Linked DNA regions of Homo sapiens: region 1 is linked to region 2. The links are chromatin loops, found by intact Hi-C in ENCODE. Cell type or tissue: endothelial cell of umbilical vein. All regions are shown on one strand. Each heading gives the region's core, and the rest is flanking DNA. Links, peaks and the distances in the headings are about the cores only. Region 1 overlaps LOC105372188 (a long non-coding RNA gene). Region 2 has its middle 350 kb from the start of GTSCR1.

Region 1 (12,004 bases), core at 2,202-10,201, 210 kb before region 2:
CAACAGAAATATAAGTCACATAAGGAGCTGCTGAATGCACTCAAGACTCAACAATCTCCAAAGATACTGGAAGGCACGAATGGAAATCTGGACTCTGACAACTGTCCTTAGCATGTTATCTTTTACGCCAATGCTGGCCAAAGAGAAGGACTTAAAACGTTGTACTGATCCTTACAAGAACTTAGTTTCCACTGTTTCTTTCCACTACTTTTGCTAAATTCAAATTGACCAACCAATAGCTGCTTAACTAGGACCACACCTTGCTCTTCCTGCATCTTATCCCATGAGCAACACGATTTCAGTTTCCCCATAATTTCCAAGAACTTGCCAGTGAATAATTCTCGGAATAAAACTGAACTATGACTGTGAAACTGCCTTTGCAAAAATCATAACTGAGAAAAGAAGGTAAAAGAGATGTGTCCTAACTGCCTTCATCTTTCTTTTAACCTCCAAGCTGTCTTATTCATTGCTGGTGTAGGCTAAACTAATTTTGGAAGAAACTTAGTTTATGATTTAACTTTGAAACCAAGATAATAGCAGCCCTTTCCCTAAACAAACCCCCTTCCTGCCTACAGCCTAGACTGGCTTTGCAGGATTAACAAAATAGCCACAAAATTAGAAATTATGGCTTAGGAGTCATGCAGCTGGAGGGTACAAGAATCTGAACCTCTCCAAATTGCTCCTGAGGATAACATCACTATTGTAAAATCTAAGATCAGTGCTTCAGATATTTTGCAGACTCTGTGCTTAAAGGATCAGCTGGCACTACCCAGGTCTTGATAAACTGGCTCAGTTGGACTTGTGGCCTCTGCCTAGGAACTGATTCAGCATAAGAGGACAGCTTTGACTCCCTATTATTTTATCTCTGACCTGATCAATCAGCACTGCCAACTTTCTGACCCCCTATACACCAAATTATTCTTGAAAACCTCAGTCTCCAAGTTTTGGGAGAGACTGATTTGAGTAAAACTCTGGTCCCCTGTACAGTCAGCTTTGCATGAATTAAACTCTTTCTCTATTGCCATTCCCCTGTCTAGATAAATCAGCTCTGTCTAGGCAGTGGGCAAGATTAACCCACTGGGTTACATGTGGCCTTTCCCAATTCTATCTTATGAAATATTTATCTACTTGGTCCCCATAGTCATCTTGAAATGTGTTTCATGTTGCAATGTTTTAATAAAGGCTTTAGCTAATATCTTTTGATTAGTTTCTCGCCTTTCAAGTTCATTATGAGATAACTGTCTACTAAATATTCTAATGGCATTAATACACAAAGCATAAGATTGTTTTTCACTAACTCTCAACTAGTGAACAGTTCAAGAATTACACAGGACCAGTTATAAATCCTCCAAATTATGTATGTGCAACAAAGACAAAATATTCCAGGTAAGCACCAAGGATAAGAGAGGCCACACTGGTTGACAACTGTCATTCATACACTACCCAGATTCCCCCAACCAGAACTTAGAACCTTATTTCTCCACGTACGACAAAAATAAAGTTCTAAGTCCCCCACCAACTGACTGAACGGACCCCTTCTCTTGGCCAAGGTCATTTCAAAGAAAACTTGAAAAACTAGTCAGGCTATGATGGAAAAGGGGGTGGTCAGACATGCCTCATTATACTCTCCTCCCTTTGGAATTCAGACACAACTGATCAGCATTAGCATTAAAACAGAAATCTTAACATTGACAGAACAGGCTTTTTACAGCAATAAGACATCACAGTCCAACCTGACTCTGGTATACCATCACATGACAGATAGAAGTCCCTGAAATTAATCAAAGTATTTTACCCTGAAATATATTTCTTTGAACAAAATTTGAAATGGCACCTGCAAAGTTGTCTCTTGAGGAAAATCTTTCTTCTGTAGAAAATCCCCTTCCCCTTCCAGGTCTCTTCCCATTCCAGGAGAGATTTAACTAAAAGTCTGGCACCCTTTAGAGTCTGATAAAAGACCTTTACCATCTACCATCTATTCTTCTGAAGCCTGCTACCTGGAGGCTTCATCTACATAAGAACCTTGGCCTCTAAATCCCCTCTCCCTCCCACTTAACTACAAACATTTCTTTCTGCTGACTTCAGCTCTTCAGGAAGAGCTTAACCCCTTCAACCAATTATCAGGAAATTTTTGAATCCACCTGTAACCTGGATGTCTCCCCAACCCTCTCCCCTCACCTGCCACCTTTCACTTTAAAAAGCCCTGCCTTTCCAGGCTGAATCAATGTATACCATACATTTATTGATTTATGTCTCTACCTATAACTTCTGCCCTCCTAAATGTAACCCAACCACCTTGAGTACATGTTCTCAAGACTTCCTGGGGCCGCGTCATGGGTTATGGTCCTCACATTTGGCTCAGAATAAATCTCTTCAAATATTTTACAGAGTTGCCTCCTATTTGTTGACACCCATTATCCTGGAGCATTGGATCTGACCTCTTACACATCGCCCCTTTTCTGGGAATTAATTGGGAAGCAGTCTCACCCAAGGTTATGATATCTCCTTGGGGTCATCATGCATCTAAAACCATGACAAATTATAAAGACTTCACACTCAGACCTGTATCTTCCAATCATTTATGACACTTATTTCTGATCTTGGCTACTATTTGTGAAATTTATAAAAATGTATGAAGGCTTTAATAGGCTTTTGGTGAGGGATTTAGTTCCAAATAGGTATTCTCTAGGTACGGATGGTCTTTCAGAAGATTTGAACATAGCTGCTTGTTTAATGCCACATCAACATCCTCCTCACTCAAATCAATATTGAATTAAGAAAAAGAAATTAATGAACGAATGAATAATTATAAACTATGATGGATTTTAAGCAATTCATCAAGTAATAAATGGAAACAGTGCCATCTTGTAAAAGAAAATGAGTGCACCTCATAAGTTACTGCCAACAGTCCCTGTGATTGTTAGATATCATGAAGACTTTATAATTTATAAACCTCTCTACTAATAATGTGAACAGCACTGTTGAACACAGAGAACCCCTCTCATCATGCAGTAGTGGAGTCACAGGGAAAATTTTAAAAAGCTAGGGCATCAGGGCTTGTCTCAGTGTTTAATGTTTACAGAAAAAAAAAAATTAACTGAAATCATGTTTTGAATTTACTAAGATAAATGACCCAATTTCTTTCCCCAAATCAAATTAGGCAAATTTACAACATCTGTCATGCATTCATGTTTTGCATATCACACTGTGAAAATAAAGAGACATTGTAAGGTGGTGGTATTGAATGGGATGAGCCAGCAATAAAAACAGGGGCTTAGAAAAATAAAGATGCATAAATTAAAAATGGTAAACAAAAATAACTCAGAAAAAAGGCAAAATAATATTTTTATGATGACAACTTGTTCTTAGTGTTTGAATACGTGAGGAGTAAAATTCAAGTTTATGAATATAAGGCATCTCGACGTGGATCAGAAAAATTAACATGAATTTCAAAGAACAAATACAGCAGGAAATGAAGGAATAAATGTTACCTTTTAAGGAGAATAAAGGACTAATAAGAGTAGCACAGGGCAAAATTTATATTTTCTATTGGTTTTAGGCAATAGAACTAGGGGCATTAAAATAAAAATAACACCTAAGGATTTAGTCTTGAGTGTGCGACTCACATTGATGTCAATGTGTAGCCTACTTTTTTCAGCATTAACTCGGCGAGAGTTATAAAAGCCTTAAGAATGACATGCAGGCAAAAGATTGTATCAATGATTACTTACAGTATGGAAGCCAGGTTGATGGCCAAGTCTCTTAATAAAAGTTCATTCTGAGAGGTGACAGCCTGCTGGCAGCCCTCCAGCCCTCGCTCGCTCTGGGCGCCTCCTCGGCCTTGGAGCCCACTCTGGCCACACTTGAGGAGCCCTTCAGCCCGCCGCTGCACCGTGGGAGCCCCTTTCTGGGGTGGCCAAGGCCGGAGCTGGCTCCCTCAGCTTGCGGGGAGGTGTGGAGGGAGAGGCGCGGGCGGGAACCAGGGCTGCGCGGCGCTTGCGGGCCAACGCGAGTTCTTCGTGGGCGTGGGCTCCGCGGGCCCGCACTCAGAGCTGCCGGCCGGCGGACAAGCCCCAGGAAGTGAGGGGCTTAGCACCTGGGCCAGCAGCTGCTGTACTGGATTTCTTGCAGGGCCTTAGCTGCCTCCCCTCGGGGCAGGACTTAGAACCTGCAGCCCGCCATTCCTGAGTCTTCCCGCGCGCCCCGCCCACCGCCCCCGCCCCCCGCCGCCCCGCCCCGCCCCCCGCCGCCCCGCCCCGCCCCCCGCCGCCCCGCCCCGCCGCCCCCGCCCCCCGCCGCCCCGCCCCGCCCCCCGCCGCCCCTCCCCTCTGCCACCATGGGCTCCTGCGCAGCCAGAGCCTCCCAGAGGAGCGCCGCTCCCTGCTCCACCACACCAAGTACCATTGACTGCCCAAGGGCTGAGTGCGGGCGCAGGGCGCAGGACTGCCAGGCAGCTCCCCCTGCAGCCCCGGTGCAGGATCTACTGCGTGAAGCCAGCTGGGCTCCTGAGTCTGGTGGGGAGTTGGAGAATCTTTGTGTCTAGCTGAAGGATTGTGAATACACCAATCGGCACTCTGTATCTAGCTCAAGGTTTGTAAATGCACCCATCAGCACTCTGTGTCTAGCTCAGGGTTTGTAAATACACCAATCCACACTCTGTATCTAGCTAATCTAGTGGGGAGGTGGAGAACTTTTGTGTCTAGCTCAGGGATTGTAAACACACCAATCAGCTGTCTGTCAAAACAGACCAATCAGCTCTCTGTAAAACAGACCAATGGGCTCTCTGTAAAATGGACCAATCAGCAGGATGTGGGTGGGGCCGGATAAGAGAATAAAAGCAGGCTGCCCCAACCAGCACTGGCAACCCTGGTCCCCTTCCACAGAGGGGAAGCTTTGTTCTTTAACTCTTTGCAGTAACTCTTATTGCTGCTCACTCTTTGGGTCCACACTGCCTTTATGAGCTGTAACACTCTCATAAAAGTCTGCAGCTTCCCTCCTGAAGCCAGCGAGACCATGAATGCACCGGGAGGAACGAACAACTCTGGATGCGCCCCCTTAAGAGCTGTAACACTCACCGCGAAGATCTGCAGCTTCACTCCTGAGCCAGCGAGACCACGAACCCACCAGAAGGAAGAAACTCCAAATACATCCGAATGTCAGAAGAAACAAACCCCGGATACGCCACCTTTAAGAACTATAACACTCACCGCGAGGGTCCACGGCTTCATTCTTGAAGTCAGTGAGACCAAGAACCCACCCAATTCCATACACAATTCTTTCTTCTTAAAGTTTCAACAAGACTCAATATTAAATTAATACCAAAGAGAGAAATAAAATTCATGTAGTTTAGATTACCAATTGCCCAAATCCCATTTACAGTGTGAAAGTCCACATAATCGTATTTCATTACATCATAATATGAGTATACAAGGCCAAATACTTTGACATGAGATGTCAAATTTAAAAATCCTATCAATCGCAAAGAATTAAATTTAAAAAGTTATTAATATTTTCTAATAAAAATGTAAAACTCTAACCTAAATGTGACTTACTAAACATGTCTCTATCACTTTGGAGGTATAATATTTCCAGATTACTTTTCAAGTTAAGGTAGAAATGGGAAAATTTCAAATTAGTGTGTTATTTAACTGCTTTATTGATATGATTAACATACAATAAAGCACATATTTCAGGTGCATTTTGATACATGTATGCAGACATCAATCCATAAGCACAATCAAGTTAAGAAGATTTAAATCACTACCAAAAGTTTCTTCCTAAACTCTTTATAATCTTTCTATCTTACCCCCCAGCATATCCCCTCTAACCATATTCCTAGGTTTCCATTGATCTGCAATACAAAAAATTAGCCAGGCGTGGTGGTGTGCACCTGTGATTCCAGTTACTCAGGAGGCTGAGGCAGGGGAATCACTTGAACCCGGGAGGCGGAGGTTGCAGTAAGTCGAGATCGCGCCACTGCACTCCAGCCTGGTGAAAGAGCAAGACTCCGTCAAAAAAAAAAAAAAAAAAAAAAAAAGGAATAAAGTTCAATATTCAGTCATTCAATTCAACCACCTTATAACTAATTCAGAAAGACAATTCAAACTGAAAAATAAATATAACGTTGTTAACTGAAACACCAGTGTCTAGGTCCTGCTGCTCGCTGGACAGAAAGCCAATTACTGAGATGACAAGTATTGCCAAGGAAGGCTTTAAAATCGGGTGCTGCAGCTGAGGAGACGGGAACTGAGTCTCAAATCCATCTCTCTGACTAAAACCAGGGGTTTATATAGCAATGAAGACATGTAACAATGTATAAGAAAAAAGGAACAAGGGAGGGGCATGGAAGCAATCATGATGGAGGGGTCCACATCTCATTGTCTGGTTGTGGTAATCTGATGAGTTTCAGTTATTTGATACATTTTTGAGAGGGCTGAAGGTCCTTTCCTGAGGAAGAAACTCACATAAAACAAATGTAGGCTTCAAGCTTTAAGATCAGAAAGATCAATTTCTATGTTTATCCAAAAGAACAGTCAATGGGATTTTTGGGTCTGTTTCAACTTAAGGGCTCATAAACAAAGTCTGAAGTGGAATTTCAGGTTACTGAGAGATGATTTTTTGGCTCAAATTGTATCACAACAGGCTATTTTCTTTCTATACTACTCCTCTGCTTTCCAGAGTTCACTCCATTCTCAGGCTGGAGTCTTGAATCATGCCACAAAAATGTATTAATAGTTGTTGTAGTTTCCTGGAGCTCGGGTTAGAGGAAATACGATTCCAACCATATGGAAAAAAAAAAATGGTTACAAGTGGATTTCCATAATAAATAAGGAGCATTATTACCAGGAGGTAAAGTCATTCTCCTATCAAATAATATCTCATAAGTATTTCATGATTGCAAGTCAACAGGTGAAATTTTAAGTTAGCAATTTTAGTAGAGTGATATAAATATATTATTAATAATCATGAAATTAATTACTAGGAGAGGGAAAAAAAAACTGAAATAACCGTAATAATTGTGGTCCCTAGTGATTAAGGTAAGGTGTGCATAGGACTGAGGAAGGAAGATGGCTGCCTTCTACCAGAAACCCTTCTTGATTTTTACTTTTATAAATTGCAGTTATTACCCTCATTAAATCTATAGTAGCAATACTGCACCATGTCCCCACTGTAGACATGCTGAATATGAACGTTATGTGTGGTGATAGGAAATGTACATTTTTGTTACAGTACCCCATAACCCTGCAAACCCAGGCTAGTACTGATTTAGAGACCAGCATTTTGCAGCCACTGACCCGGAGCACATTGTCAAACTTAGGGAGCTAACAAATGTTGTTGAATTTTTTAAGAAAATTGCTCAAAAATAGTGAAAAAGAGATTGTAGGCATCTATAACTTTAAAACAAAAAACTAAGGCAAAAAAGACCAATCATATAATTTTACTGTGAGATGGATAGTTTATTTTTACATTGAGCAAATCAGACAATAGAGTTGCAATACCTCTTCATCCTTCCACCCGCCCCCGCAAAAAAAAAAAAAAAAAAGGAAAAGTTTATAGGAATTCGAAGAGCTTTGCGAAGAAAGTATTGACTATAATCCAACAACGAAAAAAGCAGAAGTGATGTGGATAGTGCAAATATGTACTTGTGAAATTACAAATGCATTGAGACAGGAAACAAAATTGTTCAGATATTTACAAATGGCTTTTGAGTCCACAGAATATTGTTTATTTTCATAGGACAGGGAGACATATTACAAATCACTTTAATTCTTTAAAAAAAAGTGGATAAAATTTTATATTCAAATTATAAAATCAATTTATAACTATAAAGTCAATTAAAATGTAAAATGTGTAAATATCAAATAATACCCAGTGCCTTGTCATCTGAGAAGTGAGGACTGTATCTTTTCATCAGTAAACTGAGTTAAATTTTTATATTTTATGCTGGTAAACATTATATGACATCTAAATTTCATAATTTAACAAACACTGGTATATTACTAATTATGGAGTTAATCACTAGGAGAGTTAAAAATAAAGAAATGACAACATTTATAGCCTCCAGAGAATTAGACAAGGTATAAACAGGGCACCATAGCTCTTGATGTATAGTAGATACAAGATAAATATTGCGGCGGGGCGGGGTGGCTCAAGCCTGTAATCCCAGCATTTTGGGAGGCCAAGGTGGGTGGATCACGAGGTAAGGAGATCGAGACCATCCTGGCTAACACAGTGAAACCCCGTCTCTACTAAAAATACAAAAAAATTAGCCGGGCGTGGTGGTGGGCACCTGTAGTCCCAGCTACTCGGGAGGCTGAGGCATGAGAATGGTGTGAACCTGGGAGGCAGAGCTTGCAGTGAGCTGAGATTGCACCACTGCACTCCAGCCTGGGCAACAGAAGGAGACTCTGCCTCAAAAAAAAAAAAAAAAAAAGATATTGTTTGAATAAATGAGTGATAAGTGTGGTAAATTTTTAAAAACTACGTTAAATATTGATAATACCACCCTACTTTAATCCTACTTTGTTGAAATTATAAATTATAATTATGAAATTATAAATTACAATCCTGCCTTCATAAAACATTGATCTCACAATTGCTAAGCGTTTCAGGCAAAAATGTGAAATTCTCTTTCTAGAGTTAAATTAAATTTTTGTTTCTAAATTGAATTTTTGACTCCCACAGTCAGGGGATTAAATGTTGGAGTAAGTTGTCGGGGGAGGTGATAGATTCTCTGTCTAGAATAGTAAACTATTTCTTGGGTTAGGTGCCTATCCTGAGATGGGAAGATGGTCTCTCTGGCACTCTCTGATGTCCAATGTTGTATTTGTTTCCAGGCAGAGGGGCAAGTTAACTTTCCTACATCACTCAGCTGTTTTCCTGTTACTCTGTGGTTTGTCTGTCAAGTTGGTGTCTGATGATAAACACTCATTTTAATTAGGAAAAGATTACACATTACCACAAGAATAAATGGGACATTTTCCTTACCATCCTTACTTATTAAAATCTCCCTTTTCCACCAAAAAAAGTCCTCAGAACTTGCAATTATAAAGTTTTTGTTGACTAATAATTACTACTACTTGTTTCATATTTACACGCTAGCCAATTTCTTATGCAAAATGTTAAGTGCTTTTCATGATTAAACTCACTTAATGTCAACAAACCCCAAAGGTAGGTACTAATAGTGGCGGAACTGGGATCTGAACCCAGGCAATCTGCCTCCACACCTCATCTATATGCACTTTGCTTTAGATCACTGAATGAGACATGCTTTCACTAAAAGATGTTGTTTAAAATATGGTGATATAAAGTCAGTTTTCTGAAAGTTTTTAAGAGTAAAAAAAATTAGTATGGATGATTCCACTGATTTTTCAAACTTAATTAAAGTCCTAAGTCATGATTCTTTTTTAAAACCCACAGCAGTTATTATATTGCTAAACACAGTGGGATATTTTAGAAGTTTGGTAAATATTTGAATTTTGAATATAGTTGAATATTTTAATCACAGAGAAGTATTTTCTGGAAGAAACAAAAACATACCCATCCTTTTAAAATTGTTAACGTAACTATTTTACTATCTGTGAAACTAGTCTAAGTCAATTATTAACTGCAACCTGAACCATTACATTTATTTTTTTCAAACATGCTGTTTTGTGTGATAAGTATGTTTTCTACCATATTCTACTATATTGTGATTCATACAAGAATGAAATACATTTTTCTTCAGGTAATGTATTTCATGTAATCCTCTTTATGTGAGCTTAAGGAAGTTAACACTTCTTAATCTTAGTTTAAAAATTGGTAAAATGACAACACTAATTTAAAATAAGTAACAAAATATTTCTATAATTACTAAGATATCTGTTTAATTAGAAAATGGTTGTAAGGATTGGCATTAATATTACATGTAAGCATTTTCATGTTGACTGGCACTAGTAGATACTCTGATAAATATTATTCCTGTTCCATGCCATTCAGTACTGACATTTGAAAATTTTAAGAATGGTCTATGATACACCAATGGTTAGTCTATTGTTACAGCTCTAAGAACTGCTAGATATTATTTGGGTTGGTTTATCCAAATCTAACACTAGAGAAACCATGGTTTTATTTTACTTACTTTTAAAATTATTATTTTTATTGTTATTTTGTAGAGAAGTGTCTTTATGTTGTCCAGGCTGATCTTCAACTCCTGGGTTCAAGTGATCCTCCCTCCTCGGCCTCCTGAAGTACTGGGATTATAGGCATGAGTCACTGCATCTGGCTGACACCATAGGTTTAGCAGAATCTACTGGAGGCAAACCTTATAAATAGGCCAATTTCATTCAGAAATGCTGCCTTGTGTTCTACACAGCAGTGTCAGTCTCTAGAAAGGAAGGTATTTATCCTGGAATTTGTAAGTCCATGTGATTTTTAAAATCCTTGCATTAACTTATAAAACAAATCGACTCTATGAATAGATTTTTTCTCCCTTTTTTGGTTACCTGGAAATGTTATATTTGAGCTTATTCAATATTTAACTAGTAGCCTTTAACCTAAAGTTCCAGGTGGAAAAATAAATTATGAGTCAAAAGACTTAATTATATTTAATCTCTGCCAATAACTTAATATGCCAGTGTAAATAAGTTGCTTAATTTCCCTGGGCCTAAATTTCCTCACATACAACAGAAAAGATATTTATCAGTCTTCAAAATAACCTTCTCACCTTAAAAGTCTATTACTCTTTACAGAATAGAACTTTTGGCATAGGAAAATTTCAGGACACCTGCTGGCAACCCTATTGCCAATTAAAGGATAATGCCAAATAATTGTATGATAGGCAGAGTTAGGAATGTAGATAGGAAACAACATGCAATGGGATGGATGGATAGTTGGATGGATGGATGGATGGATGTATGGGTGGATGGATGGATAGATGGATGGATGGATGGATGGATGGAAAAATGGATGGATGGATAAATGGATGGATGGATGGATGGATGGATGGATGGATGGATGGATGGATAAATGGATGGATGGATGGATGGATGGATGGATGGATGGATGGATGGATGGATGGAGAAATAGGTTATAAATCTATAAAGAGAGACAGAAAAAGAGAAGTCAAAGATATAAAGACACTGTAAGTGTTGAGAAGATCACATTTTGCCATAGATAGTCTTGGTTTTCAATTCTTACTTTCAATGGGGACTTGGATTTATTATTTTATCTGCCTGAGTTTCAGTTTTCTATTTAATATAATGGAGAGGGTATCTCCCATGGCATTAGTCTGAAAAATTAGAGAAAATAAAGCAACTAGCATGGTTCTGGACAACATGTCTGTATTACTCTCAAATAAACCAAGCCTTCTGTATTCTTTAGCATTCTAATTTTTTTTCTTTTTCATCAAAATAAAAAGGAAAAACTGTAATGCAAGCAAATATTTAAAAGCTGGTTAATGCTAATTGCAATTCATTTTTCAGCAGACAATTAAATATTCCATGAACTACAGCAGCCAATGTTGAGCACTTGGAGCAGGGTTCTCCCCTGGACAGCAGCCACAGCTGGTATTCTGCAGTGAAAATTCCAATTCCAGTGCAATTCGATTACATCAATTATCCATGCAAGTGGCATAGAGTTTATAAAATGTATGTTTCAATGTAGTAGATTAGGCATGTGCACTATCATGGTGAGAATTAGCAGGATACTTCTTACTTAAATGTTGTGCTTTTGATTTTTTAATCAGGAAAACACTTGTCTTTAGCTTCATGCAGTAAATTTTCATCTAGGTTTCTACTTGTTAAGAATTTTCATGAGCTCTTCCATGAGCTGTAAAATTTAAGCCCCGTTTCATTTATTTTAGTGTTATTCAGTTTGTGATCTCAGTATCACCTGCACCAGAATCACTCAGGGTTCTTGCTGGAAATGCCCCAGCCAGACACTGAGCCAGATTTTTATGGAAGTGTCCCCCAAGCAATTAAAATAAAAAAAATTGAATATGATTTTCATGCACAGTCATTTAGGG
Region 2 (12,004 bases), core at 2,326-10,325:
GCCACTCTAAGACTTCAAAAGAACCTTGGTCTCCACAATCCTTTATCTTAACCTGAACATTTCCTTTCTATGATCCCAGGTCTTTAGACAAACTCAATCAATTGTCAACCAGCAAATGTTAAATTTACCTGTAGCCTGGAAGCCCCCACTTTGAGTTGTCCCACCTTTCTGGACCAAACCAATGTATTTCCTAAATGTATTTCATTGATGTCTCATGCGTCCCTAAAATGTATAAAACCAAACTGTGCCCCGAGCACCTTGGATACACATTCTCAGGATCTCCTGAGGGCTGTTTCATGGGCCATGGTCACTCATATTTGGCTCAGAATAAATCTCTTCAAATATTTTACAGAGTTTGACTCTTTTCATTGACAAGTTCCTTCTCACATTGCTATAAGAAACTACCTGAGACTGGGTAATTTATGAAGAAAAGAAGTTTAATTGATTCACAGTTCCACATGGCTGGGGAGGTCTCAGGAAACTTAGAATCACGGCAAGAGGTGAAGAGGAAGCATGGCTCCTCTTCACATGGGCAGAGCAAGAGGAAGAAAGAAAGAAGGGGGAAGTGCTACACACTTTCAAACAACCAAATCTCAAGAGAACTCTATCATGAGAACAGCAAAGGTGAATTCCACCCCCATGATTCAATCACCTCCCACCAGGCCCCTGCTCCAACACTGGGGATACAATTTGACATGAGATTTGGGTGGGGACACAGAGCCAAACCACATCACTTACATGAAAGAAATTCTTGTTCACTACCTGCTGGAACACTCAGGGTCTCAAGAAGCCATGCTACAGTACTTTCTATATCCTCTCTTAAAGTTCAATAATGTTTTCTGTTGACTGTCCAAAGAGAGACATAGCTCTGCAGCCTTGGCACACAACTACATCCTCTCTTAAGGTACAGTAATGTTTCCTGTTGACTTTAAGAAAACAGGGACATAGTTCTCCATCCGTGGTGCACAACCATAGCATTACAATTCCTATTAAAACAGATAAAGCAGCATTTTGGGTCCATCAGGAGTCATGGCCAGAACAGTGCAGGGAGCTGAGTTCCTCCTTTCTAGAGAGGAACGGTGTGAGTCTTTCGGGGTTGGGCTGCAGAATCCTGGCTTAGCCATCTTCAGTGGTGAGGGAAAGAAGGATGGGTGTACCATCATCCAGTGTAACTATTTGAGCTGGACTATGACTTTTTCATGGAGACTCCCACTGCATTTCTTCCGAAGAAACACATCATTGTGTTCTTAATTTTAACGTAGTGGCTCAGGTATGAGCTGCCCTGTTACAGTTTTGATTCAGGGAAGGCAAGCCCCAAAGTAAGGCTTGGTCTACAAGCGTTCTTGGACTTGCCCAGGAGGGAATTCAAGAGCAAACCAGAGGTAGAAGAAAACAGCTTTATTAAAGAGGCAGTGTTACAACTCTGTGACTGTTCCTACAGAGCAGGGCTACCCCATGGGCAGAGAGTAGCAGCTCAGGGCAGTTTTGCAGTCATAATTATACCCACTTTTAATTGCATGCAGGTTAAGGGGTGGTTTATGCAGAAATTTCTAGGGAAGGGGTCGTAGCTTTTGGTTCATTGGGTCATCACTAAGGAATGGGGTAGTAACTCCCAGGTGTTGCCATGGCAATGATAAATTGACATGGCACACTGCTAGGTGTGTCTGATTGGAAAGCTGCTTCTGCCCTGGCCCTGTTTTAGGTACTCCTCAATCTGGTCTGGTGTCTTGAGTCCCACCTCTGGAGTCAAGTCCTGCCTCCTACCTCAGTTTCAGTGACTTTGGGTGAGTGACACCATGTTATAACCCCTTCTCACTGATGATACAATTTGTTTAAAAAAATTTTATAATTTTTCTTGTGACACAGGGCAACAAAAAATCATAAAAGCTTTTAAAACAAATGTTGGTATTATACCACTCTCCATGTTTTCTTTCAGTCACCTGTGGACATAAATCTTTATGTATACATTTACACCAGAAATACTCGTAAGAACTTTGTATACACAGATCAACTTTTAATCTATTTAGTACTATCCAATAGAACTTTGTATGATGATGAAAATATTCTATAATAATATGACTGACAGGGTATTTTATGAGTATTTTTCAAATATGTAAATATTTAGAAATACAATTTAGAAGCATTAAATATTATTCTGCAATTAAAACGTGGCTGGTGAGGCTCAAAATTGAAATGTTTATTTGATTTAACATAAATTAAAATTAAAATAGCCAATGTGGCTATTGGCTACTGCATCAGACAACACGGGTTTATAAAATGATAAGCACAAAGATTATTTAAATATATGTTTAAAATCTCATTTTTGTCAGTAATGTAAAATGTCTTCCTGACCAAGTCCAATAGCTCCCATTGAGGGGCTATCTTTTCATGACAGCAACTTTACTAAGAGTCATTACATGAAAGATTCTTTGCTAGATGTTGGGGTCTGCTTTCTTTGCCTCTCTCCCTTCCCACGGAGCACCTGGTAGAAGGGTGAAAAGAATGAACAAAATGCAGAACAGAAAAAAAGGAAAGGAATAAGCAAAGAGCAGTCATGAATGGTAATTATATCTGGAAAACCATTAGCCTCAGAATAATTGTAAATTGGCTAAGTTATAATGTAAGACTCCCAAAAGTGCCTAATAAGCAAAGTTACTTTAGCCATTTTGAAGCAATTTATTGTACTAGGGGAAATCTATTTCTCAGATGCTATAAAGGATAGAGAGTTAGATGACAATAGATTTTGTTTTGTTCTTTTCCTGCACTTTAACTTTTGTTCACATAACATCTCAGCTATAGGTATTTGAAATCTTTTTTCTGTTCTCCAATAAATGCTGATGGAGACAGATATGTCAATAATATCTATATTTTACCATTTTGAAAAGCAATTTTCTTCTCTGTGGCAGCACATGCTGACCATTTTAAAATCATGACTCTACATTTGAAATTTATGTTTACTTTGTTCTTTGCAGAATTCAAGATGGGATCTCTGCTCTTAGCATCAAGACCCTTTTTGATGAATGCAAATGGTGGCTGACAGAATGTGACTCAGAGGAAAGACTGACAGTCTACATCAGTCTCCTGATTTACAGCACATTTAACTCTCCTGAGTCAACACAAAGAAAAAGAAACAGGATATTAGTAACGGTAACTTGCCATTTTCTATTTGGATAAACATAGCATGAGGGTAGTTTTATATCTGCATCCTACTTTGATTATCACGTATTCCCAAACTCCTATTGGTAGGGAAGGTAAGAATTTTTAATACATCCAAAGGATTTTTTAAGCCTTAGTTGATGAGGAACAGATTGTAAGAGAGTAAGACCAGCTTCAAAAAACACCACTACGGCTTGTCCAGACTTTATCCTAAATCACTCAATTTGATAACAGTAGTCTAAAATATGTCATCTAGACTGCATGAGGATTATTGACACTCCGTATGTAAGACGCTAAAGAGCTTTCTCCCTCTGTATGTAGCAAAAAATTTTATTGGTTAAAAATCCAGAATAAACCACATTTACTTATCTTTTACCTTCTGTACTTCTCATATTTGTAATGGGTGGTAGTAACAGAATAAAAACCTTAGGAAAAAACTCTGTATGAGGCTGCCTGGAATCACCTGTGAAATCAGTCTTTCCATACACCAGTCATCCTATTTAGTTGCAACTACACCTGCATTTTGTGGTTGCCTTAAAAATATTTTTTAAAGAGAAAATACTGTCATTTTCTGCTGATGTAAAATGTGAATAACTTTTAAAAGAGTTAGCATCTTTTCAAGGTGTGCATGTGTAGAAATAATATTTATAGGAACTGAAACTTTATGATTCTAATTAGATTTAATGTAATATTCAATGGTAAGTTAAGGTAATGAAAACTGGTACTTTAAAAAGTGTTTTTACCTTTCTAAAACACAATAAATTGAAACATAGCTTCCCCATTGCTATGGACTTAATTATGTCTTCCACCCAAAATTTATATGTTGACGTCTGACCCTCCAAAATGACAATATTTGCAGATAGGGCTTTTAGGAGGTAATTAAGGTTAAATGAGGTTCATAAGGGTGAGGTCTTAATCTGACGGCTGGTGGACTTATAAGAAGAGAAAGATCTCAATCTCTCTCTGTCTCTTTCCATCCTCCCTCCCTCTCCCTCTCTCCTTCCCTCCCCATCTTTCTCTCCTTCCTTCCCTCCCCATCTCTCCCTCCCTCCCTCCCTCCCTCTCTGTTCTCATACACAGAGAAGAAAAGCCATGTGAATCCATAGGGAGAAGGCAGCTGTCTGCATACCAGGAGGAGAGCTCCCACCCGAACCCAACCATAGTGCCACCCTGATCTTGTACTTCCAGCCTCTCAGCTGTGAGAAAATAAATGTCTGTTGTTTAAGACACCCAGTTCATGGTATTTTGTTACAGCAGCCCAAGCAAAGTAAGACACCCCATCCTCTCCTATAGAGCAGTAACATCACCAAGGTTGGGCTCTTGCTAGGGGTTTCCAAGATCCCCTCCTGAGACCTGGCCTGTCTAATCACATACTACTTTGTTATGCTTTCTTTGGTTTCGAGACAGATAATTAAATAAGGCTTCAAACATAAAGCTGGCTATGCAGCTTGATTGTAACACAGCCACTAGAAATGAGGCGCCAATTCCCCATTTAAAGTATAAAGGTGGATTCCAGCAATGCATGTTTAAAGGAGAAGTATGTTACTTGCGTCTGGGAAACCCAGCCTATGAAAGCCTGGCCACTCCTGTTAAGTCAGAACAATGTCTAGCTGGTCCAAAAGAGAGGGCTTTTTGGCCATCCTTTCATGGTAGCCTGAGGAATTTGGATAAATGGTGAGTCTCTACTGGGCCCAGCCAGCAAGAGGGCTCTTCCTCCCATGGCCAAGAAAAGGCCACTGGACCCATCCACACCCCCTGTTCACACTCAGCTTGTGCCACCTAGGCTGAAAAGAAACGTGGCTGTTGCCTGCCTTTGAGGGCTCATTGTATTTCCTGGAGCTACGGGAGATGTGTAGTCAGGTTCAAGCTTGCTTTTATTTTGCCAACTCCTTGTGAACCTACATAATCTGCATGTGACTTTTACTCATTTAAAATAGAGTCTGGTCTTGATATGTTTCCTATGATTAGCAAATGAATCTCTAATTTATTTGATAGATGTTAATATATGTTGGTATAGGTTAGTTATTGCCCAAAAGCTTATAAGCACCACCATTGTCACTGCCCTGCTCAAAACCTAACCCTGCCCTGTCACCTACACAGACACCTGAGGGCCTCTCTGCCAGGGCCCTTTCCCCAAGGCTGCTTCCCAAAACAGAGAGAGGACATGATACCTTCCTTCCCAGTCCCTTGAGGAATTCACTGCAATGGTAGGCAAGGGCTCTAGTCTCCTGGGGAGCACGTTCAGGCTATGCAGGGACATCCAGCACCTTCTCGTGGCTAACAATTCACAGTGGCAGAAGACCAAGGCAGAACACTAGGTAGCATTTCCAGAACTAGGGGTCAGAAAGTCACATTTTTAGAAACATTTCAGGATTTAAAACATCCACTCCAGTTTCTTAACATTCCAATCCTATTTCCTTCCATAGGATTCAGGCTACTTTAAGCCTGAAATAAATCCTCTCACCTTGGAGGAGGTCGGCAGCCATTTGTTACTCAGCCAGCCTCAGAGCACCTGGGATGCCTGAGCCCTGAGGTAACTGAATTTCTTCAGTTACTTGACTCTCAATTATTTTTCTTAACTCATTAAGGAAGTATGCCTTATAAGAGAAATTATATTTAGAAAATCACGATGGATATTTTTGGAGGTTTTGTGTGTGTGTGTGTGTGTGTGTGTTCATGTGTTACATGTTATGTGTTTATGTAGGAGTGGATCTCAGATTTGCTTGGACCCTGGACTTGTTGAGTAATACTTTTTGAAATTAGAATTCCCCCAATTGAATCTTGCAACATAAATATGTTGAGATTATTTTGTTTCCATTACTTGTGCTTGGTGTGTGGGCAGCCATGCAGTCAGACATAGGAAAGCAGGCGGTCGGTTTACCAAAAGAAATGTATACACCTCTGCTGAAAGTGCAAAGAACAGATTTTCAAAACTGAGGGAATCCTCACTCCACATGAGCGAAATCTGCAGTAACTATGCCTCCCTGTGCAAGACTCTAAGAAGCCACATTCAATTACGCCTCCTTCTGGGATCCCTTGCTTATTACACCTATCCTCAATTATCTCATTAGTCCATTGCTACAGTCGAATGGTTTATTTACCAAAACCATCCTATACTAAATTTCTAAGATCAGCTATATTAAACAAACAAACAAACAAAATCAGGTTCAGACAAGTTACTGTATCAACCAGTATTGAATGTTTTGTAAAATAAAGCAACATATTCCTATTCCTCTTAAGACTAAAAAAAAAAAAAAGTCAGATTTCCTAAGCACACATGAATATGAGTGGATGAAGTCATGTATAGTTACATAGCATATAGCACTGAATGCAAATGGAGATGGGATTATGCTTCTAGACCCAAAGATTAATAAAATACATTAAACTTAAAGGCAGGATTATTAATAGAAATGGATTCTATAAATATCTATCTCTGGTATTAAAAACTGAACAAGTCAAATGTACGTAACACCAATCCTCTATTGAGTACAAGAATTAGTGCTCAATTGAGTATAATAATCAGTCAATCTGTGAGTGAAACCCAGCACACCATATTATCATTGTATTTGAATTAGAGTGGGTATATTTATCGATAATGTTTGTATATCTAGAAAACTCAGAACATTTATCTGGTGAGAATATAAATTAAGTGCCTTATTTTACCAAATTGCACTTAAAAATTGAGCAGCACCATCACTTACTTGGAAGAAAATATAAACAATTTTTTTACTTCAATGTTCAATAACATAAAATGCTAAACAGCAAATCTTAATTATTGAATTCATTTTTTAATCTAAGAAATTCCCTTTGCTAGTGCCCATGTAACATTATTTATTAGTACAGTTAATATTGTAAATCTTATCATCAATCTTCATGTTGAAGAGATAAGATTACAGGCATATGAAAATATCTGTTTCATGGCCTAAAGGCTGTGGATATAGAGTAATTACTGACACTCAATCCCCTAATCAGAATCCTTTCCCCCACCCTGCCTGGGATGTAGGTGACCACATGGGTATAGCTTCTTGTCTCTCTTCACTCCCACCTTTTTACACATCACCTTAACACAGAGACTCCCAGATCAGCATCCTCTTTCTCCTAGGATCTGGACAGATATTTCTCATGTCTACCACAAGGCAATGTTTCCAAATTATCAATCCCAAACCTTTCCATGCCAAATTCACTAACTCCTAGCTCCAAAGTAGTATTCAAATGTTTTTCAATATAGAAGATCTGAAAACCAAACCAGATAGATCAATTTGTCAGCAACGTCCTCAGTTCCCTGCTCTTTATTCATCCACATCCAAATTCTAAAATCTCCTTTCAATTCTTTCCTCCTATCCCTGAGTACTCCAGACCAACCTCGAACTTTTATCTGCTCATTAATAAACCTTCCTACTTGTAACCAATGGTCTTTTATTGAATAGTGGAGGATTTTCAAGGTTTTTTTTTGCTACTATCTTTCCATTTTTAAATGCTCCATGCCAAAAGCTCAAAACTTTTTAGCATAACATTTAAGAAATTCTACCATCCAGCATTATGCAGTGGCTTTAATCTTATCTCCTCTTCCTACCTACCGCATTCCTTCTCTTCATCTCCAATAAACCTGACACCTATTCATTGCAAATATTGGCCTCTGCGTTGGTCTTTGTCTTAGAAGTGCCTGTCATCATCTCAATGGAGCCTGTTCACTAGGCTCTGATACACATCATTCTATGTGAGCACATAGTACAAAAGAGTTGGCAGCCATCACATTCTGATTTAGGTTACAGTAGCCCAGATGTGTAGCTGATTCTTTAACTGGATGAAGAGATCTAAAAATCTCATTTTAGTTCTGTCCCGCAATCCCGAATGAATAAGTTAATGCAAAGTAGATGCTTTGGAAGTGTATTAGTCTGTTCTCATGCTGCTGATAAAGATATCCTTGAGACCGGGCAATTTATAAAGGAAAGAGATTTAATTGACTCACATTTCAGCATGGGTGGGGGGCCTCAAAAACTTACAATCATGGCAGAAGGGGAAGCAAACACATCCTTCTTCACATGGCACCAGGAGAGAGGGAAGAATGAGAACTGAGCTAAGGGGAAGCCCCTTATAAAAACATCAGATCTAATGAAAATTTACTCACTATCACCAGAATACCATGGGGAAAACCACCCCCGGGATTCAATTTCCTCTTCCTGTGTCCCTCTCACAACACATGGGGATTATGGGAACTACAATTCAAGATAAGATTTAAGTGGGAACACAGCCAAACCACAAATTCCGTCCCTGGCGCCCGTCCAAAATCTCATGTCTTCACATTTCAAAACACAATCATGCCCTTCCAACAGTTCCCCAAAGTCTTAACTCATTTCAGGATCAACTCAAAAGTCCATGTCCAAAGTCTCATCTGAGACAAAGCACCCTTTCACCTATGAGCCTGTAAAATCAAAAGCAAGTTAGTAACTTCCTAGATACAATAGATACAATAGGGATACAGGCATTCCAAATGGGAGAAATTGGCCAAAACAAAGGAGCTAAAGGCTCCGTGCAAGTCCGAAATCTAATAGGGCAGTCATTAAACCTTAAAGTTCCAAAATGATCTCCTGTGACTCCATATTTCACATCCATGGTGTGCTGATGCAAGAGGTGGGCTCCCATGGCCTTGGGCAGCTCTACTCCTGTGACTTTGCAGGGTACAGCCTCCCTCCTGGCTACTTTCACTAGCGGGCATTGAGTGTCTGAGGCTTCTCCAGGCATGTGAAGAAAAGCAAGCTGTCAGTGGATCTACCATTCTAGGGTCTGGAGAACACTGGCCCTCTTCTCACAGCTCCACTAGGCAGTGCCCTAGTGGGGACTTTTTGGGGGAGCTCCAACCTCACATTTCCCTTCTGCACTGCGCTAGCAGAGGTTCTCCATAAGGGCCCTGCCGCTGCAGCAAACTTCTTCCTGGACATCCAGGCATTTCTATACATCCTCTGAAATCTAGGTGGAGGTTCCCAAAACTCAGTTCTTGACTTCTGTGCACCTGCACACTCAACACCACATGGAAGCTGCCAAGGCTTGGGGCTTGCATTCTCTAAGCTGTACCTTGGCTCTATTTAGTCATGGCTGTAGTGGCTGGGGCGCAGGGCACCGAGTTCCTAGACTCCACACAGCATGGGGACCCTGGGCCAAGTCCACAAAACCATTTTTCCTTCCCAGGCCTCCATGCCTGTGATGGGAGAGGCTGTCGTGAAGACCTCTGACATGCCTTGGAGATATTTTCTCCATTGTTTTAGGGATTAACATTTGGCTCCTCCTTATGCAAATTTTTGCAGCCAGCTTGAATTTCTCCTCAGAAAATAGGATTTTCTTTTCCATCGCATTGTAAGGCTGCAACTTTTTCAAACTTTCATGCACTGTCACCTCTTGAATGCTTTGCTGCTTAGAAATTTCTGCCAGATACCCTAAATCATCTCTCTGAAGTTCAAAGTGCCACAGATCTCTAGGGCAGGCTGGGGCAAGAAGCCGCCAATCTCTTTGCTAAAGCTTAGCAAGAATGACTCTTACTCCAGTTCCCAACAAGTTTTTCCTCTTCATCTGAGACCATTTCAGCCACGACTTCATTGTCCATATCATTATCAACATTTTGGTCAAAGCCATTCAACAAGTCTCTAGGTAGTTCCAAACTTTCCCGCATCTTCCTGTCTTCTGGACCTTCCAAGTCTTTAGGATGTTCCAAACTTTTCCACATTATTTTCCTTCTTCTGAGCCTTCCAAACTGTTCCAACCTCTACCTGTTACCCACTTCCAAAGTTGCTTCCACATTTTCAGGTATCCTTATAGCAGCACCCCACTCTCTGCAGTACCAATTTACTGTATTAGTCCATTCTCATGCTGCTATAAAGAATTGCTCAAGACTGGGTAATTTATATAGAAAAGAGGTTAAATTGGCTCACAGTTCCCGTTTTCTGAGGAGGCCTCAGGAAACTTACAATCTTGGCAGAAAGGGAAGCAAACACGTCCTTGTTCAAATAGTGGCAGGAGAGAGAAGAGTGCCAAGCAAAGGGGGAAGCCCCTTAGAAAACCATCAGATCTCATGAGAACTTACTATCATGAGAATAGCATGGGGGAAATGGCCCCCATGATTCAATTACCTCCCACAGGGTCCTTCCCACCACATATGGGGATTATGGAAATTACAATTCAAGATTAGGTTTGGGTGAGAACGCAGCCAAATCATATCAGTAAGCATTTGTTAAAGTGATTAACAAGTCATTTGATTTAATTGAATATCAAGCAATTCAAGTTCTAAATAAGAGGGACAAAAATATGTACCTACAACTAATGACTACTTTCTGGAATTCTGTGTGAATAATTTTGGCTTTGTTTCACATCTCATAGCACTGACCTCATCGATGTCTTTTAGGTTAGATATTTAGAGAGTTTGTTCGTGGATACAGGTTGCTATGGCAACACAATCCTGCTAATATCTAATGCTCTTAAAACTTTATAAATTTCCTGAATGTAAGAACCCTGGAATAAGCATAACCTTTACACTTCAGGTATAGCTACATATTTTGAAAGTTAGGTCTAAAGGGAAGAATGAAGATAAATTTTCATATCAGAAGTGTATGCTTTTTTATAATATTCAAATTTCACTGTAAGAAGTTTAGGGTCCATAATCTTAAATATGCTTTATTTTATGTATCATAGGAATAAGTTTTGAGTCTACTGACTATATGTGCATGCTTTTAAAGTACATCTGGTAAGCTCAGCTGAAAATTTTTCATTGGAAAGATATTATGCAATGCTGCATCATTATCATAAATAAATGAGGTTATCTGAAGTTTATATATAAGCCCATTGTGTTGTATCACAGCAAAATTAAATACTTAAAAATAAGTTTCTATTAATATCATCTACAGTTCCAGAACTGTGTTTACAAATAGCTAATTACTGAATCACAATAATTTCTGAAATTTTTCACACATATGAACTTCATTTGAGATAAGCAATTGTTAAATTAAAAAAACTCTCTATTTTAAGAAATCTAATACTTTAAATTTCAAAGGGTTTTAATTAATATATTTAGATCTAATTTTTCACATTTAAAATAAAGTTCTTCATTTTCCAAAATAATTCATATTTAGCTTTCTTTAAATAAAACAGTTTCATAGTTAACTGATTCATATGGCCCATGTCCAAATTAGTATGTGAGGTAAAGAGAATAATGATAAATATTGCTTCCATTTCCAAAGACAGATGATAAACTAAGAAAAATTTAATTAACATTTGAATAATTTATATCTCTGCAACTTTCTTTCTCTAAGTTAGTGTAATTTACCCAAAATATAAGTCTCATGAATGCTTGCACTGAAGACTATTATTATTATAATTTCTCAGGTGCATACAATATTTTATTGCTGTATAATATCAAAGCCTCCAGATAACAAGATTAAGAATAACCAAGTGCTTATGAGAGGATGTGGATATAAATATTCACAAGCATAGTAACATTTGGATAATTTTCTTAAATTTTAGAGTCTTGCTTAACAGAAAACTCAATATATTTTGAAAAATAAAGCATTTTTTCTTTAGCTGTATCTCACATATAAAATTATATAAATTCAAAGCATACAAAATTTTCTTTGTACTCATTCAATCCAATGAAAAAGTAGAAGTCATATATTGCTTTCTGTGTCCCATTACACTATCTGTGGCTCTGTTTTTAAATTCAGAGAAAGTAGCAATTAATTACATTAATCTATACTTGATTGCATCATTGCTTATTTTTTTTCTTAGCTAGTTTTTCTTAGCTAGTTGTTATAAACTAGTTCTTAGCTAGTTGCAATTCATAAAGAAAGGCAGGGAATTAGATAAT

Evidence for each region. A loop is a pair of places that touch in the nucleus more often than their neighbours do. Peaks named below come from ENCODE experiments on the same cell type or tissue, not always from the same donor. Only the 100,000 strongest peaks of a DNase experiment are listed, where the experiment ranks them.
Region 1: a loop joins it to region 2, with 6 times the contacts of the local background. A loop is called at or near these places in 2 of 110 quality-filtered maps.

The regions. Positions count from the first base shown.
Region 1 is chr18:71,204,817-71,216,820 of GRCh38, reverse strand. It overlaps LOC105372188 (a long non-coding RNA gene), which reads right to left. Exons shown (of 4, transcript XR_935610.4): 4 at 8,455-12,004. LOC105372187 (a long non-coding RNA gene) reads left to right here. Exons shown (of 4, transcript NR_188047.1): 4 at 1-1,195. Among named protein-coding and RNA genes, the nearest start is that of LINC01541, 370 kb to the left of the region's middle. In endothelial cell of umbilical vein, for the core only: no CTCF peak of the experiment used is centred there; a DNase peak (open chromatin) is centred at 6,610; H3K27ac peaks cover 1,295 bases.
Region 2 is chr18:70,992,857-71,004,860 of GRCh38, reverse strand. No RefSeq gene overlaps it. Among named protein-coding and RNA genes, the nearest start is that of GTSCR1, 350 kb to the right of the region's middle. In endothelial cell of umbilical vein, for the core only: a CTCF peak has its summit at 6,187; DNase peaks (open chromatin) are centred at 3,070, 6,180 and 8,350; H3K27ac peaks cover 3,921 bases.